Linked DNA regions of Homo sapiens: region 2 is linked to region 1. The links are chromatin loops, found by intact Hi-C in ENCODE. Cell type or tissue: heart left ventricle. All regions are shown on one strand. Links, peaks and the distances in the headings refer to the core of each region. The heading gives the core; the rest is flanking DNA.

Evidence for each region. A loop is a pair of places that touch in the nucleus more often than their neighbours do. Peaks named below come from ENCODE experiments on the same cell type or tissue, not always from the same donor. Only the 100,000 strongest peaks of a DNase experiment are listed, where the experiment ranks them.
Region 2: it touches region 1 in a loop (4-fold over the local background); 2 of 110 quality-filtered maps call a loop at or near these places.

What each region holds. Positions count from the first base shown.
Region 1 is chr1:30,186,931-30,195,988 of GRCh38, forward strand. LOC105378617 (a long non-coding RNA gene) reads right to left here. Exons shown (of 3, transcript XR_001737960.1): 2 at 209-281. Among named protein-coding and RNA genes, the nearest start is that of LINC01648, 150 kb to the left of the region's middle. RefSeq lists enhancers at 3,406-3,936, 7,443-7,943. In heart left ventricle, for the core only: no CTCF peak of the experiment used is centred there; no DNase peak of the experiment used is centred there; H3K27ac peaks cover 419 bases.
Region 2 is chr1:30,119,896-30,128,953 of GRCh38, forward strand. No RefSeq gene overlaps it. Among named protein-coding and RNA genes, the nearest start is that of LINC01648, 87 kb to the left of the region's middle. In heart left ventricle, for the core only: no CTCF peak of the experiment used is centred there; a DNase peak (open chromatin) is centred at 4,186.

The DNA.
Region 1 (9,058 bases), core at 3,148-7,147:
AAGAAATTATAATTTGTGGTTGTAGTTGTTTTGTGGAAATTATTTTGCAGGTGACAGATATCAGGACAAAAGGCAGGGATGGGGTGGATTGAGGAACAGAGACATCTTGAGGGTCTGGGGTATAGTAGGCACAAAATAAACGTCAGTTGCATGAAGTCATGAATGAGTGGGGAGCTTAGGTCATTCTACACACCAGAAATAGATGTACCTGTACTGCAGGCTAAATTCATCCACATTGGCATCTCCTGGAGGGCATTGTCCTGCCCTTGCTTTCTTCCCACCTGCGGAGAGACAGGGAGGGGTGGGTGTCTATTTTTATACCTCAGAAGCTGCAGAGGAGCAGAAGAGCAGTCTGCCAGCAGCCAGCACCTAGGCAGTCAGGCAGCTGATTGGGGCAGAGGGGATAATGGAGGCTGCCACCTCTGTCTCCGACACTGCCCAGAAAATGTCTGTTAGCAGAATGGTGATGGCATCCTCAGCTGCCGTCACTCAACCCAGAGATCAAATTTACAGAGGACACAGCACAATATAAGCCACCACCAGTCCCATATGCATATATACGCACACAAACATAAGTAGCCCAGCCACAGAAATCCCTATAATTAGTTAATTCTCCACTTAGGAGACAAAGCTTGAAATTGCCAGAGATGTTCTTTCCCAGCCTCCTTTAGAGCTTGGGTGAAGTCACATGACGAGGCTTCTCCAATCAGATCGCCCCACCTCCCAGTATAGACTTTGGGCCAGAAGTCCAGTGGGAAGTGGTTTTCCTTGCTGAGCCTATTCTGGCAATGGAGCTGATGATGGCAGCTGAGGCTGGCACATGTCCAACTACAGTCCATGGGAAACAAGATGGCAGGGGTTCACCTGTAGCCTGCAGGGTCAGTGGTGGTAGTGAAGGTGGTGCAAGCTGTTGGGGGCAGAACTTGGTAGAGGAGGTCAAGATGCTGTTGCCTGTGGGTTGATTTGGGGCATCTGTGCTGATGCCACAACCCCTGAGCCTGGCTCTCTAGCCCTCCCAGTGATTCTGTACCTCTCTGTGTCTCTGCTCATCTAGAAAATAGTGGTGACAGCAGCACCTACTTTCCAGGATTGCTAGAAGGCTTATTACAGGTGTTCATATAATAATGTCCTGTCTCAAACCCATGTTGTATGACTCGATACCCTGCAAGGTGGCCCTTCAGGAATGTGTCTGTCATTCCCATTGGTGGCCCACGGAGCACTCCAGTATTATTGCTCTTCCAGTTTCTGAGCCCTCTGAACATACTCCACACTATGCCTTTCACTGGCCCAAGTCCTCTTGTCCCTTGAGGCCACTCCTGTCCACCAGCGTCACACCATTCCCACAGTGTCTGTCCTGCCCTAGTCTGTCACCTGTACCATCACAGGCCTCTTAACTGATTGATTTGCTGCCAGAGCCTCCTCCTGCAACATTTTACCTTCCCACACTTTTGCAGCCCTGAGCACGTCGTCCTGCTGAAACTGGAATGGGCCTGTAGGATAACGAGCAAACCCTGCACCCGGCATTCAAGGCCCCTCCTGCTCTGACCCCTGTGGCTTCTGGCCTCCTGTACTGCTTCCCCTCCCAGACACCAACACCGCAGTCTCCCTTGAACCTGCCCTTCAGCCGTTGGTGTCCTTCCCCATCTCTGCCTGGTGAATTTTGTTCATGCTCTAGGATTCAGCTCAGAGGTGACCCTCAGAGCTGACCTTGACCTCCATCCCACAACCCCATAGCATAGGGTGTCCACTGTTCTTAACAACAACCTTTACCTGTGATGGTCCATGGAGTCCCCATGTGTAAGCCCCTGAGAGCAGAGCTGGACCGTTCTCTTCTGAATACCCTCATAGCCTCCCAGCTAGGGGTCCGCAGAGAAAGACCCAACCCCCAACTCCACTTCAGGTGTGGAATCTCAAAGGCATCACAGACTGGACGTGCACAGGTCCAGACTCATGAGCTCCATGCTCCCCAGAAATGAGCCTTCTCTGGGTCCCTTCTTCCCATGTCTGGTGCCACCATCCATACAGTCACCCCAGCCAGGAGACTTCTTTCCATCTCTGAGCTGATCTTTCTTTCTGGAACATTTTCCTCCCTTTGATACCTCCTCTGCTGTCTCACCCAACCTCACATTCAGTCCTGCCCATGCACTCCTCATGTCTCGGAATCTGTCCTGTCCTCTCCATTACTGGTACCTCTGGTCTGGCCACTGCCTTGGCCCCCACCTGGCCCTGCCCTCCCCACCTGCTGTCTACCCCTGCCAATTTCCCACAGCAGCCAGAGGGACAGTGTGGAAACACCACCCTGCCACTCTGCCCCTGCTCCCAGTACAATCCAGAAGCCTTAGTGTGACCTGGACACCCTGGGGCACCTGCTTCCCCACACCCTCCCTCCCCACTCACGCCTGCCTTCTGCTTTCCAGCCATAGCAGCCACTTCTCAGCCAAGAAGGTGTCAGGGGTTCCTCTGCCACAGGGGCACTGCAGATCTAGAATTTTCTTTCTCACCCCTGCAGATAGTAAATGTCTAATTACTGCAGATTTTGGTTGACCTGTCATCTTCCTGGGGAGGACTCCTGCCCCAGGGCTAGGCCCAGATCCTTTGCAATAGGCACCCCTAGGTCCCACCTTTCCTCTTCGGAGTTGATCTCTGTTTGTGATTTGAATTCAGCTCTGGGATTCTTTAATCAATGGCCTCCCCCTCCTCCACTAGACTCTAAGGTCCCTGAGGACCAGGTCTGCATCTAGTTTTCTTCACCATCGAATTCTCAGTTCCCTGAGCAGGGCCTGGCATGCAGCAGGTGCTCACTAAACACCTGCTTACTGGATGCATAAAGGCGAGCTACTGTTTAGTAGGCACCTACTGTGTGCCAGCCCCTGTGCCAAGCACTTAACTGAATCAACTAATCCAACTCCCTCAAATCCCAAACTGATCCTCATTGTAGGGATGAGAAACCAAGGCTCAGTGAGGTAAGTGACTGTCCCTGACTCCCACAGCCAGCTGGTGGCAGAGCTATCTCAAACCCATGTACCTCTGGGCCTTACCACCTCACTCCAGTGCCACTAGAATACAACCCCTGTCTTACCCCCACTGTCAGTCTGCCTCACGCTTCTCCACTCAGGCACTTGCCTCCACCATCAGATGATGAGCTCCTGAGGGTGGACACCCTAAATCATATTCCTATATCCCCCAAACCCAGGGCCTAAGGACACCCTCCCTACCAGATCAATAACGAACAAAGGAAAAGGGAAGCTGTGTGCAGCCTCGAATCCTGGTTTGTTAATACTCAGTGCAGCTCAGTGGCTGCCCAGGGATATTGGCTGCATGAAGGTCTGTAGGAGGAAGCAAGTGTAAGCAAAGAGCTCCCACGGGCTCGGTGTCCACGTTTCTAGTGGGCTGACTGGAGCCCCCGCCAGGTGAGCCGGGCTCTGGGCTGCTGTCTATGCCAGCAAGGCTGCCCAGAGGTCTCCACTCCCAATACACTGCTGCAGAGTTGCCACATGCCTTCATCTAAATGGCTCTAAAGACTCAGCAAAGGGCAGTGGAGACACAACAGCTACGCTGTCAAATTACACAGTTAGCTCTTTAATGAGGAGCCGAGGGAGCATCTCCTTGGACTGTGGGCCTGGGACCCAAATCACAGTGATTATGAATTACTAATCTCCTTCAAAGGCTCTCGAGTTCTTACCATACGTAGCCACGACAGATCAGAGCCTCTCAGTGCCTTTTGACAGATTCCCTCTAAATCAATAGATGTGCAGCTGTCGGGAGGAAAACAAATCAGGGTGAGCTGGGGCTATGGGGACGGCTGGGTGCATGGAAACCAATCCATCAGGAGGCCTACATGGATGAGGCCATCCATTCATTCTGATCAATAAACACCCTGGACTGGACAGTATTTTTGCTGCCCTCGGAGCCATGTGTGATCATCAAACCCAGATAGAGGAGTAGAAACAGCCTTTGTTTGCTTTTAAAAGGGTCACAGGATGGGCACCAGGAGGCAGGTGTTTCAGAACCGACTGCCAGCCAGTAATTCCCCAGGACTGATCCCTGACAGGCCTGGGTTTGAATAGGACTCTGCCATCTCCAGACAGAATGGCCTTGGGTGAGCCTCAGTTTCCACACCTGAATTGCTGGGAATGAAGCTGGAGGGGCCCGGGTGAGAGCTGGGCCTCACAGGGCTTTGACAGCAGAGCTCAAGGTTTGGGTCTTTGCTTTAGGAAAAGTGGGAGCCTCTGAGGGGCTTTAAACAGAGGGAGGACAGGAGTGTTTTGCATTTCAAACAAATTGCTTAAGACCTTTATCTCAGCCCTTCTGTGGGTTGTGGGGACAAAATGGTAAAATGCTGCTTAAAAGCTTAGACCAGTGATGACTCAGAGCAGCTTCCAGGAACTGACAGCAAATGTTTTGGGTGGAGATGGGTGGAGTGAGAAGTAGGTCAGAGGCTCCAGACAGATGTCCGCAGCTAGGCTCATCAGAGCAGCAATCCCTCCCATTATAGCAGTGACCACACCCATCAGAGCAGCAGCCCCTCCCACTATAGCAGTGACCACACCCATCAGAGCAGCAGCCCCTCCCACTATAGCAGTGACCACGCCCATCAGAGCAGCACCCCTCCCATTATAGCAGTGACCACACCCATCAGAGCAGCAGCCCCTCCCATTATAGCAGTGGCCATGCCCACCAGAGGAGCAGCCCCTCCCATTATAGCAGTGGCCACACCCAGCAGAATAAGTGCCCATCACAGCAGCAGCCCCTCTTGCCCTCCTGAGTGAGGAGCTGAGCACTTCACACAGGTATCCTCACTGCCTTTTTTTTTTTTTTTTTTTTTTTGAGATGGAGTCTTGCTCTGTCTCCTAGGCTGGAGTGCAGTGGCCCAATCTTAGCTTACTACAGCCTGGGGCTCAAGCAATTCTCCCGCCTCAGCCTCCCGAGTAGCTGGGATTACAGGCACCCGCCACCACACCCAGCTAATTTTTGTGTTTTTAGTAGAGACAGTGTTTCACCACGTTGGCAATGCTGGTCTCAATCTCCTGACCTCAAGTAATCCACCCACCTCGGCCTCCCAAAGTGCTGGGATTCCATGCGTGAGCCACCGCGCTGGCCCCTCTCACGGCACTCAGTGAGGTGGGTGTTATTACCACCTTGTGTTACAGAAGGAGAAACTGAGGCTCCAAGAGGTTACTGGCTTATCAATTAGACCATGGAATCCTAGAGTGGGAAGGACCTTAGGGACATGCCCTCCAGGAAGACTCCCATCTCACAGAAGGGGAAACTGAGTCATGGGGCAGGGCGGTGGCTTGTCTATAGTAAACTGTTCATTACACTTGAGGGTCAAACAATCATCAGGGGCTGAGGATACAGAAATGAATCAGACAGAGCTCTTACCCTGAAGAACTTCCCAGTTCTTGGAGAGGAGGGTATTGGTGGGGGTTCCAATATAAATTATGTTTTGCCATTTACCATGAAATGGACAAGCAGGGAAGTGTGTGGAAGGTGCAGACACAATGCAAAGGAATCAGGAATGAAGTCCATGCAGTCTGGGACCACCAGGGTCGGCTTCTGGAAGGATGAGACAGTGCCAGAAAGGAAGTCACATCCCCTGTCTGCCTTCCCAGGGCCCTTTCTGCTTCTCCACAGCCACCTCTTAAATAGTGATGGTGGTAGTGCAGGATGTATAAAGACATTTTATGTGACAAGTTACCAAACTCCAGTTCAAAAGGCACCTGAGCACAGATGCCCAGAATGAGTCACTGCAGCCCTGTTTATAACTGAGAAAATCAGAAACAAATGAGTATCCATGGACAGGCAGTGGTTAAGGAACAGATGGAGCATCTGTATCATGAAATCTGGGCACCTGGTCTAAGGAACACTGCAGCAAGATTGAGGGTGAAGAGAGGGAAAGGAAACGTGATAAACTCATTGGTGCTTTTGTCCTGGGTGAAGAGACTGGGTTTGCCTGCGAGGCTGAAAGAGGGGGGCAACTCCCTGTCCCTGTCCTCTGCTGGGCCCCCCTCTTCCCCATGACCATCTTCCTCTCTTTCCCCTGGGTCCTGAGCTTTGCCACACAGATGTTACAGGGACACACCTGTCAGCCTTCTCCCAGCTGCACCTGAGGCAATGCCATTCATTTATTCATTCATTCATCCATTCACTCCCATTCACTCATTTATTGAGCACCTGCTATGTGCCAGACAACATGCTGAACCCAAGGGAGCATGTGCAAAGGCCCTGGGGCAAGAGGCAGCAAAGCAAGGACAAAGAACAGGAAAACAGCCAGAGGGGCTGGGCCCAGACAGGAAGTGAGCGGGCAGTGCCAGATGGGGCTGGGCAGAGACGGGCAGGAGTGCAGGCTTCATGGAGGACTGTGGTGCTTATCTCTAGAGTAATCAGCAGCCACAGGAGAGTTCTAGCCAGGTAGACCTCAATAGATCACATGGGAACTGATTTACCCAAGTCCCAAAAATGCCTGCCCTCAAGTTCAGTCTTGCCCTGGAAACCCCAAGGGACACAGCAGGGATCAAGGCTAACTGAGCCCCCAGGACCCAGGGCCCAGTCATTCTGGGTGTATGTGGAGGTGACAGTGATGCATGAATATAATCATTAAATAGGAACTATGTCAGGTGACGTGTACCATGAAGGAAAATGAAACAGTGTAAGAGGGACAGAGAGTTATGGGGGTTGCTGTGTTAGATGCAGGTGTCACGAAAGTCCCCTGGCAAAGCAGAGGCCATGCATGACATGAGAAATTGTTAGCAGCCGAAAGTATCCAAGTCACAGGTCTGCAAAGTATGTCAGCAGCGGTACGAATCCATATCTCTATCGGTCTGCAGCAATCTCAATCCTTGCCTCCTCAGAAGATAGAATTCGACCCAGGGGCATAAGGCAGGAGAGACCGAGGCAAGTTTTAGAGCAGGAGTGAAAGTTTACTAAAAAGCTTTAGAGTAGAAAGGAAAGGAAGGAAAGTAAGTACACTTGGAAGTTCACAGCTGGAACTTCTTCCATGACAGCAGCCTTGGAGGGGCCAGGGGAGCAGAGGGGACAGCGACATGCCAGGCACCACACCAGGGGCTTTGCATTAAACGTTTGATTTATTTTTCATAATAACATTTGCTCAGTGGTTATTAGAATCCACCTTTAGTATCTTGGGAAACTGACATTCAGAGCAGTAAAGCCACCTGCCCAAGGTCACAGCCAGTGTGTGGCTGAGCTGGGATTCAGCCCCAGGCGAGTCTCACTCAGAAAGCCGTGCTCCAGTGCTAGGGACATGGCTTTGGGTAACTGTACAGGTCTGCAGCAACCTCAATTCTTGCCTCCTCAGCAAAAAGAATTCAATTCAGAGGCATAGGCAGAAGGAGAGACTGAGGCAAGTTTTAGAGCAGGAGTGAAAGTTTACTAAAAAGCTTTAGAGTGGGAAGGAGAGAAAGTATACTTGGAAGAAGGCCAAGGGGGTGACTTGAAAGACACAGGCACCATTTGACCTTTTGGCTTGGGGTTTCCTGTGTTGGCATACGTCCGGGGTCTTGCATCACTTTTCCCAACTCCTAAGATCTTATTGGGAAGCTGCTGAGCTGATCACTAGTTTCAGGTGTTTTCTATTAGAAGTCAGCCTTTCCCTGGTGCCGGCTGTGACCAATTATTACTTTAGAGAGACAGTTAACAACTGCCTGACCATCACCTGATGGTCGCCCAACACTCCTGGTGTGTGTCTGGGGTGGGGAGGGGGGAACCCTCTCCTGCCCTGTTCATACCTGCCTAGCTACCCACTGCAACAAAATGAGAAATGGGCCATGCAGGTGGGTGGGACATTCCAGGCAGAGGGAACAGCAGATGCAGAGGCCCAAGGCAGGAACGTGCCTGTTAGGCAGCCAGGAGGCCCATGCAGCAGGAGGGGAAGCCTTGGAAGGACCAGGGCGTTTACTCTGAGTGCCATGAGGAGCCTTTGGGGAGCTTTGAGCAGAGCAAGGACACATCCTGACAGGTTTTCCAAGGATGTCACTGGCTGCTGAGTGGAGAGCAGTTTGCAGGGGTGACAGCGGGGGTTTGCAGGGAATGGGTAGGGGGCCCAGAGGCCAACACCATAGTCCAGGCAAGAGTGGAGGCTGACCTCGGTTCATCCTGCGCCTCCTGTTTTGTAACCTCCTTTTTCCACCTGACCATGCCTCAGGGACATCCTCTAGGTCAACACACAAAACTCCTCCCCATCCTTTCTAGCAGCAGCCCACACCACACCATATGAAGGCCTCTTTCTTTCACCGCTTCCTCTCCATGGACACTTTATGTGTTTTGGATTTTCTCAATTATTAACAGCTGCAGGGACTGATCCTGGGCACCTGTGCTCAGACGCCCTCCAGCTGCATTTGGTTTACTTAATACAGTAACCACACAGCGTCCTGACCCACCCAGGGGAGCTTCTGTTCACTCCTGGAGAATTCCTTGCTTTGCCCCCTTCCTCCTTCTCTTCTCACATCACCCTAGACCTGAAGGGCTTTGTTCAGCTGTGTGCTGTATCCTGGGACAGCACCTGGCCCAGGGTGGATAAAAAGGCCTGTTGGTGAAGCTCGGAGTCCTGGTGTCTCCCGGGCAGCCGTGTCCCTAGTACTGGAGTATGGGCTTCTTTCTGAGTGAGACTCGCCTGGGGCTGAATCCCAGCTCAGCCACACACTGGCCGTGACCTTGGGCAGGTGGCTTTACTGCTCTGAATGTCAGTTTCCCAGAATACTAGAGGTGGATTTTAATAACCACTAAGCAAATGTTAATGTGAAAAATAAACATTTAATGCAAAGCCCCTGGTGTGGTGCCTGGCATGTCGCTGTCCCCTCTGCGCCCGTTGCCCCTCCAAGGCTGCTGTCAAGGAAGAAGTTCTAGCTGTGAGCATCTTTCCAGCACCATCGAGATGTAATTGAAACATGGAGCGGATGATGCTGGGCAGTCAGTTGCATGAGACCCTGCTTCCCACTGGGGCCTTGTCTGTGCAGGGTGTGATGGGAGCCTCTCGCTGGTTTACGGCCAGGCTGTCCGTACTCTGGCTCCCAGCACCCCGTGTCTCCCGAGGTCTCTGAAG
Region 2 (9,058 bases), core at 1,916-5,915, 68 kb before region 1:
CTCCCCAAGACCCTCTCCTCAGAGCAGGTGGAGCTGCATCCAGGCAGGATGGGAGGCAGCTCCCAGGTAGGGGGTGGTGTGTCGGGTAGAGCAGGAGCTGCTGGGAACCTCCTGTTCACTTGGTTCCCGGCCCAGGTGTGCTGGAATGGGAGCGGCACCCTTGCCCGTCTTCCGTAAGGGGGACTGTGGTCTCACAAGAGCCTCTGATGAGGCCATTAGACCACATTCCATCAGCCAGTCAGCCCCACCAGCCACACAGACAATTGCTGCAAAGCGCCTCATCAGCTGAGAACTGTGTAACCAAAGGGCCCTGAGATTTCCATTGCAAATTCCCCATGTGAGCCGCAGCTTGCAAAGGTAAGAATCCCCCCATTATGTCCACAATTGGGACAATTAGTCCATTTCTCTTTCCTGTTCCTGTAATGAGCCTGCAGAAGCAAAACAACATCAGGCGGGTATGAAAATACACATCAGCTCAGCTGCAGAGGGGTATTCTTAAGACTATTTTGGGAGCCAGATGCCTGTGTGCGTGGGAGAGGCATCCGTCCTCTGCACAGATCAGCTTTCCAGATGTAGGCCCAGGAAGCTGAGCCGGCAATTCTTTGAAACCTCGAGTCTTTTCCCTCTTGTCTCCCCTCACTCCCTTTGGCTGGCATTTGGTAATGCCAATGAAACGCAGACCCTGAGGTTGGCACCAGCGATTTGGAGATGGCCGAATGCCTCCCTAAATATTGTGGCCTAGGCACCTCGCTTGCCTGACCCTAGTACCAGCCATCCGCCTGAGTCATAGTCCCCACCCTGGGAGGGACTCTGAAACCTGCAGTGCCACCATTCTGTATGTAACACATGTGTTGACCACCTACTATGGGACAACCACTGTGTTAGGGGAATCAACAGTAAGCAAAACTGCCACGGTCCCTCCTGGAGCTCAGTCTAGAGGAGACAGAGACTAATCTAATCTAGAATCACACGAAGCAGCGTAAAATGATAGGTGCTCCAAAGGAGAGGCTCAGCATGCGTGAGAGCACTTGAAGAGGGGATTTCAAGGCAGGCCAGGAGGGCATCCCTGAGGATGTGATCCCCTCGGCTGCCATCTGAACAACGAAGCAGAGTTATCAGGTGAGCTTGGAGCTCAGAGAGAGTGTTCAGACCAGGCAATAGCACATGAAAAGGCCCAGCGGCTGGAGGGCTCTTGGCAACCACAAAGAAGTTCAAGGCCTGTGTGGCTAAAAGGCAGGGAGTGGGTGGGAGCCTGCAGAAAGAGCAGGACCCAAGACTGTGCAAGGGTCTCAAATGCCACTTTAAGGATTTGAGTCTTCATCCCAACAGCAAGGAGACAGTGGAGGGCAAAGAGGAAGCAAGGTTGATGTGATCAGATCTGTGTTTCCAAATCAACCCTTAAGCCACAGCACAGTGGACCAAGATGGAGACAGTGTTGGACAGTGTGATCTGAAGGTAGGAGCATTGTGGCTCATCCTAGAGGGAGAAGGACAGCTTCCGGGAAAGAGGGGACGGGAATGATGAGTGTCGGCATCTGTGGGGCGTTCATTTAGCTATTTGACACGTCATTATTGAGCACCAACTGTATGCTTGATCCCGTATTCAGTGAGGGAGTGACAGGATAAATAAGAACAACAAAGTCATTGTCCGCAAGGATCTTACAAGGGGAAGCAGATATTTCCCTGATGTTTCAGGAAGGGCCAGCTCACTGAGAAATGTCTGGGCTGCTGTGATAATCAGCTCTTATTGGATGAGAGAGAAAAGACCAGCCAGGGATGTTTGGATATGAACCAATCACCCCAAATAAATCAAGGGGACTTGAGGAAAGGACACAGGACAGAGTCAGGCCCTCCAGGACTGAGAGTCACCCAAGCCTGTCTCCCCCTCCTTCCCTGTGCAACCCCCTGGATGGTGCCCTTCAAGGTGGGCTCCCACAACAATTCATTTTGCATCGTGGGTCAATATTTCCCAGAGCAGGAACCTGAGTGGGCTCAACTTGGCTGATTGCACAACAGGAGGCTCCCAGGAACTCTGCAATGTTAGCTTCCCCTTCCCCACTTTGCAAATGAGCAAATACAACATCAGAGAGGTGAAGACATTTCCCAAAGAGCTACTAAGTAACAATGTCCTGGTGTCCAGGCTGGTGATGACATGTGGGAGCCCCATCATGAGCATGGAGGAAGCCATTCATCCCGACCTTTACTTTGATGACAAGGACAAGCTCCACCTGACGGCAGGCACTGCTGAAGCAATAACCCTAGCAATACCCATTTAGAGCCTCCTGGGTACCAGGCACAGGCTCTAAGCCCTTCTATCTACTGATTTACTTCATTTTCACAATAACACTTTGGAGCATATTCCAGTTATATGTTGCCACTGTGATGGTGTGCTGCAACCATGAGAATGAGTAGCTTCAATCAATGGGTACTGATTGAGTTCCCAACTCTTTGAGTGGGCTGGACAATTCTGCTGCATTGGTCAAGCACTCTCCGTCTTCTGAAGTCAGCTATTACCTCATCTGTGTGTTGGCTTTGCTGATGTTGCCTGGCTTTCTCTCCTATCTGAGGGCCTTGTGTAGTCTTTGATTATCCAGCAAGATGGCCTCAGGTTGTTTAAACAGAGATGTCAAATTTCCAAATGGGGGAGTCCCTTGAGGTACAGGCTTCAAATCGACACCTACACATGCAACATAGTCTATTGGCCAAAGCAAGTCACAGGACCGTGCATACTGAGGCAGTAGTAAAGAAACGCCACCTCTTCATAGCGGAAGTCATATGCAAAGATGGGTAGGCTACTGGGGTAGGCATCATTATAATCAAGCTACTCTCCAGACGAGAGCACTGAAGATCAGAGAGATGCAGTGGCTTGCTCAAGACCACACAGCTACCAAGGGGGCATGGGTGAGTTTTGTGCCCAGGTCTGTGCTCTTCTCCATGGCTCTGCTGCTTCTTGAAAGCTGTGAGCAAACTACAGACAGAGAAATCCAGGGCTGGGAGAACCTCGAGCTTCCAGGATCCTGAGCAGGAGACTCCTGGGGTTAAGGGAGACCCTGAAGCCCTAGGGAGGACTCTGGCAGCTGGAGGAGAAGGGCCTTCCTCTCCCAGAGGGGCAGAGGGCCACCTGAGCAAGTGTCAGAGCTTGGACATTAGGCCCAGCTCTGTTGGCAAAAGGTGAGTCTGGATTAAACTCATTCATTCATTCATTCTCCCATTTATCCATTCATCCACTCAGTAAACAACCTTGGAAGAGAATCCTCTTGACATATTCTGCCCTGGCATTGTCTTCTACTGGTCATGCCCATTTATTCTTTAACAGTCAGTTCAAATGTCTCCTCCAGGAAGCCCTCCCTGATATGCAGAGTTAGTGCCCCTTTCCTCTCCTGCCCACACACTTTGTGTTTTTGCTGCATCCTGGCTGGGAGGGAAGGAGGGAGTCTGGATTGTCACTGCTGATTTATGTGCCACTGTCCACTCCCAGGGTCCTGTGAGAGAGCCAGTCTTGGGCAGGCCAGGGTCCCACCTTAATCACCTCCTCTGTCTTCCCCAGGGACTGCAGGTTCCAGGAGAACAGTGTAGAGCTCTGTGCATCTCAGGGACTGTGGCTTGTTGGGGTCTAGAACACTGCAGGTCACAAAGCAGAATCTAAAATACTGGATGGAAGAAAGAAGGGAAGGAAGGAAAGAAGAGTTAGAGAGAGAGAAAAGGGAGAAGGAAAGAAAGAGAGGGGCCTTGCTTCCTAGGCGTAGCATGAGGGAAGGAGACAGAGAAGAAAATCGCAAATTTGGAGGTTGTGAGAGGTGAGGGAAGCAGAAACACTCGAACATTAAAAATGGTCACATCGTGACCTCTGACATTTTGCTCAATCAGGAACAAATCACTTAGTACTGCAGGTAGATCTGAGAGCTACTCAGAGTTTGCTCTCAGAAGAGCTTTCTGGAATGAAACATTTCTCCCGGGGCCTGCCTCATGCTGAGCCACATCCAGCCCAATTCCATGGGTCAGAGAGAAATTTTTTCCAGTACCTCTGCCTGGGCAAAAGAGCAGAGGTCCTGATCTGAGGCTGGGTTTGGGTGGCTGCTCCATCCAGCATGTGACCTTGGACGAGTCACTCAAACACCCAGAGGACCCGGACAGTGGGAGTCTCTCCCTTCCTTTCTTGCTTCTCCTCCACACCCTCCCTGGCCTCAGGCCATCTTTAGGGTGGGGTCCTATCCTCTTCCTGGAAGTCATCTAGACTGCCCGTCCTCTAGACTGGAAGGTTGAAAGCCAGGCTAGAAGGTCAGGCCAGCTGGGCTCAATCCAAGCTGCCCTCCATTCTAGGTCCTTGCTGCCCCAGAAGGTGACAGCAGCATCCACATCAGTGGGGAGATGTAGGCTCTTGTGCCCCACCCCGGACCTCAGGTGAGCCTGACTCTGCACTTAACACACACCTGAGGTGCTGGGTGCATACTTTAAAGTGTGAGGAGCCCTGGTCCAGCTGGTGGGGGAGACAGAGCTGTCAGAGGCCTGCAGGAGGGCTGCAGGGACAACCAGGCCTGCTTCTCCCCAGAGGGACCCAGCGACTGCCAGGGTGACTTTGACACGCACAGACACATCTCCACATGGGAAAGAGCAAAAACTAAGACAAACACACTTCCTGGCTCTGTGACTTGGCCCCATCACCCCACCTCTCTGGGGTCACAGTTCCCTCCCCTGTAAAATGGGGATAATAACAGCCCCTTATCCCAATTATCCTAAGGGTGGAGGGAAGTAATTTGCATAAAGCTGGGAGTGGCGAGGCCTGGTGGGGCCTGCCCCTCTGTCCTCTCTGCAGGAACCTCCTCTGCCCTACATCTCCCTCCTTCTCTGGGGCACTTCCCAGCCTCCCTCTCAAGTTTCCTTCCTGCCAACCAGGACTTCCCCAAATCTGGCATTGGTTTTTCATCATCATCTCTTTTCCTTCCTGGTCCTTTTCACGGCATGGAATTATTTGGTTGTTCATTTGCTCATTTTGCTTGGCTGCTTCTGCAGTCAAGAGCCTCGTGGTGGCAAGGACCTTGTGGGTCTCAGTCACAGTGTGTCCCCATCCTTAGCACAGAGTTTGGCACATAGAGGAGCCTGATCAATACCTGCTGGATGGAGGGATGAGGAGTGGGGCTGGGCCGTATCAGTCAGGATGGTGAAGTGCATAACAAACAGCCCCCACATCCCAGTGGCTTCACCCAGGAAGAGTTGATTTCTCTCCCAGGCAAAGCCCAGGTGGCTGCTGCTGGCCTGGGGCGTTTCCTCCAGGGGGTGGCTCTTCTGAGTAGTGATGCAGGGATCCAGACTCCTTGATCTGGGATGACATCATCAACATGCATGGCCTCCAGGGGAATCAAGGAAGGAGAAGTGAGTGAGGAGCAGGTGTCCAGATGCTTAACCACCTCGGCCAGAGGTGTCCACATCATTTCCACCCACATTCCACTGGCCAGAGTTAACGGTGGCCCCACCTAGATGCAGTGGGGCTGGGCCAAGTCATCCCTGGCTGGGCAGCCCCTGCCCAGCACTGGCCCTGCGCTGTGAAAGGGGAGTGTAAGGCCCTGGACAGCAAGCCTGTCTCTGCCCCTCTGCGGTGGTGATGGACGATGCCCTGTCACCCTGGGCCTCCTCCTGAGGCCCCTGCTTTCCTTTCTCTGAGCCTCTGGCTGACAGGATGTCTGGTCAGGAGGGGAGCGGGGAAGGGTTCCCAGGGCTGCCTCCACACTGGGCTCAGAGATGGGGGAAGATCTGGGCCATTCCAGCTGATTGTGTTCAGAACCTTCTGTGTCTGCCAGGCTGCTAAGTTGGTGCCATCTGCCTGCATTCCCAGCACCAAAGCCCTGGCATAAACAAGTTTTATTTTATGGTTCTTAAAGAAAGTTTAGGCAGAGGTGGGGAGAGAGGGGAGGGGGGCCTCAGAATGATCTAGTTCTCTGGGAGCCAGAGTGTCATGTCCATCTGCATTCTGCCAAGGGGGCTGAGTGGAATTCACGGTGGGCAGAGGAGGGTTGAGTGGCCTGGGGGATGACATTACTGTGAATTCCTACCTCCCCCATAGACTGGGGCTCCTTGGGCCTGAGTCTTCTTGTTCCCAGTGTCCAACCCACGGTCTGACCCGGAGCAGGTGTCAAACAAACTCCTGCTGAGTAAATGATTGAGGGGAAGAATGAGCAGTGGTGAAGGGCAGGGTGGGGAGAGGCTGACTGGGATGTAGTGGGAGGCCAGGTAATTTCTGTGTTAAGCACTGTAATGAATTATCCAATGGGAGGAAGCCTGGGGTGGCCTGAAAGATCCCAGCCTCCTGGGATGACAGAGTAAGCAGGACCTGCAACTTATTTCTTCAACAAGGTGACACGATGTCACTTCCATGATTTGGTTACAAAAGACTGTGACTTCTGCCTTGCCGGCTGATTATTTATATTGCCTTCTTGTCTTCTGGGTTTTGGTGAAGCAGGTTGCTATGTGGGAGACACTCCCGTGGCAGGGAACTGAAGCAGCCTCCAGCCAAGAACCAGCCAAGAACTGAGGCCTGCAGCCTATCAGCCCTCTAGGAACTGAGTCCTGCCAACAAGTGCAGGAGCTTGGAAGCAGATCCTTCCCCAGTCGAGCCTTCAGGTGCCATCCCAGCCTAAGCTGATACTTGTATTGCAACCTGTGAGAGCCACTGAAGCACAGGATTCAGCTAAGTTGTGCCCAGATTTCTGCCCCACAGAAACTGTGAGGTAATAAATATGTGTTGTTTTAAGCCACTAAATTTGAGGGGTAATTTGTTACCTGACAATAGATAACTAATGCATATCCCATCAAATCCTCTCAACAGCCCTGTGGTGTGCATGCTGATTAGCCTCTTCTGGGGATGGGGATACTGAGGCACAGTACCATGTACAGGGTTCATGGGAGAGCTGGGATGCAAACCTGGGTTTGTCTGAGCTGAAACTTGTGCTATGCATTATCTCTTCTTTTTACTGACTTGCAAGATCAGCTAAGACATAAAATTCACCCACAAACCCATAAAGAAGAGGAAAATCTAAAACTCGAAGGAATTATGTAAATATAAACCCACACACAGTTACTTGCAAATCCTCCTACTTTCTCTTCATCATATACACTCTGATTCATTCTAAGCTCCACATCTGCACAGCGGGGAGGCCACTTGTCAATAAACTAAGTGCAAATCACCTTTGGCACTGATATCCCTGTAATTTGGTTGGGGGAGGGTCCAAGGCAAGTGGAGAAAAAGATTATGGTGGCTGAGTCAAGTGGGAGCAGTTGAGGAAATGGATGCTGGCATGTTTCCCAGTCTCCACTCCCATTTTTAAAGTAGAAGATACTTCAACATTCCTACAAAGCTACCTCCAAAGAAGGACTTCTCAGGGACAACTTTGAGCCCTGGGGCAGGTGGAGGGGACATACGCATATTTGGTGGAAAGACTTTGAAGACAAGAAAAATGATGGGGCTTCAAGAAGCTGGCCAGTGGGCACACTGGAGGATCCTTGCCCAGGGGAAGGGGATTTGGGTCGCCTCCTGCAGAGGGATGGTAGTGGAGGAGTCCTAGCCTGGGAGTTGTTCAGGATCCACAACGCTCTAGCTAACTCACTCACTGTGGGGTCACTGGGGATTGAACTGATCCCTCTAATCCCTAGTGTCCTCATCTGCAAATTGTAAGGTGAACTTTGAGGATGTGTCACTCATGGAACCCACATGGGTAAGAACAGAGTCTTCCAGTTCCATCCAGTCTCCTTTTTCTCCCTTTAAGTGCCCAGAAGGATGAGAGAGCAGCAGAGGTCTCCCCAGCCCTCCCCTGGCAGGAGATGTGGCCCCCACCTCACACCATGCTCAGCCCATGCTCCTTCTGATTCTTTAGGGACAATCACACAGGCCATTCCTGTAATGCACTGGGTCAGCCTGGCCTCCTGTGAGCTGGGCCCCAGCTCATCTGTATTCATCCTGCATGCAGCTTCTGCCTGCAAGAAGTGGCCATCAGGGTGTCCGTCCCTGAGCCTACCGAAAGGCATGGAGGTGGGAGTGGGATGACCTATGATCCCTGGAGGTTCAGGATCAAGCCCTAGAGAGCCTCTGTGTCACCCAGCTGCATCACTATGAATACTAATTGATGACAGTGGACACATATCAAATGCCTACTATGTCTCAGGTACTGTGTTAGTCTTATTCCAGGCATTTTCTCACCTAATCTTCAAATTCTTATCTATGTCTCATGACAAGAAAACTGAGACTCATGGGGGTGAAGCGACCTGCCCAAGGTGGCACAGCAAGGAAATGACTGAGCCAGAATTTGAACCAAGAGCCTACACCCTTAACCACCCTACATCACTTCCCTTCAGTGAGGGCACCCACCACGAACCCAAGTTCTGCTCCTGTGAATTTCAGGGCAGGAACCAGGTGGCTCAGATTCTGCAGTGGGGGTTCAGTGTTGGGTCAAGTTCCCCAGACTCCAGGTGATATGGTTTGGCTGTGTCCCCACCCACATCTCACCTGGAATTGTAATAATCCCCACGAGTCAAGGGCAGGGCCAGATGGAGATAATTGATTCATGGGAACGGTTTCCCCCATACTCTTCTCATGGTAGTAAGTCTCATGAGATCTGATGGTTTTGTAAATGGGAGTTCCTCTGCACAAGCTCTCTTGCCCACTGCCATGTAAGAAGTCCTTTTGCTCTTCCTTCATCTTCCACCATGATTGTGAAGCCTCCCCAGCCATGTGGAACTGTGATTCAATTAAATCTCTTTCTTTTATAAATTACCCAGTCTTGGGTATGTATTTATTAGCTGCGTGAGTACAGACTAATACACCAGGACTAACCACCACCTCAGGCCTCTCTGTTCACCGAGGCCCTTTGCCTGGTAAGCTTGCTTAAGGCTGGTGATCTTCTACCTGGTGATGTAGAAAGATGCTGGAGTGAAGAAGAGGATGTTTCCAAGAAGTCAGTAGAGCTGGTGGCTGAGGACAGCATTGGGTGCTGCGGGGGCACTGTGAGAACTACCACTTATTCACCTATGTGTGTGTGCCTTCCCCACAAGAGAGGAAGACCTGCAAAACC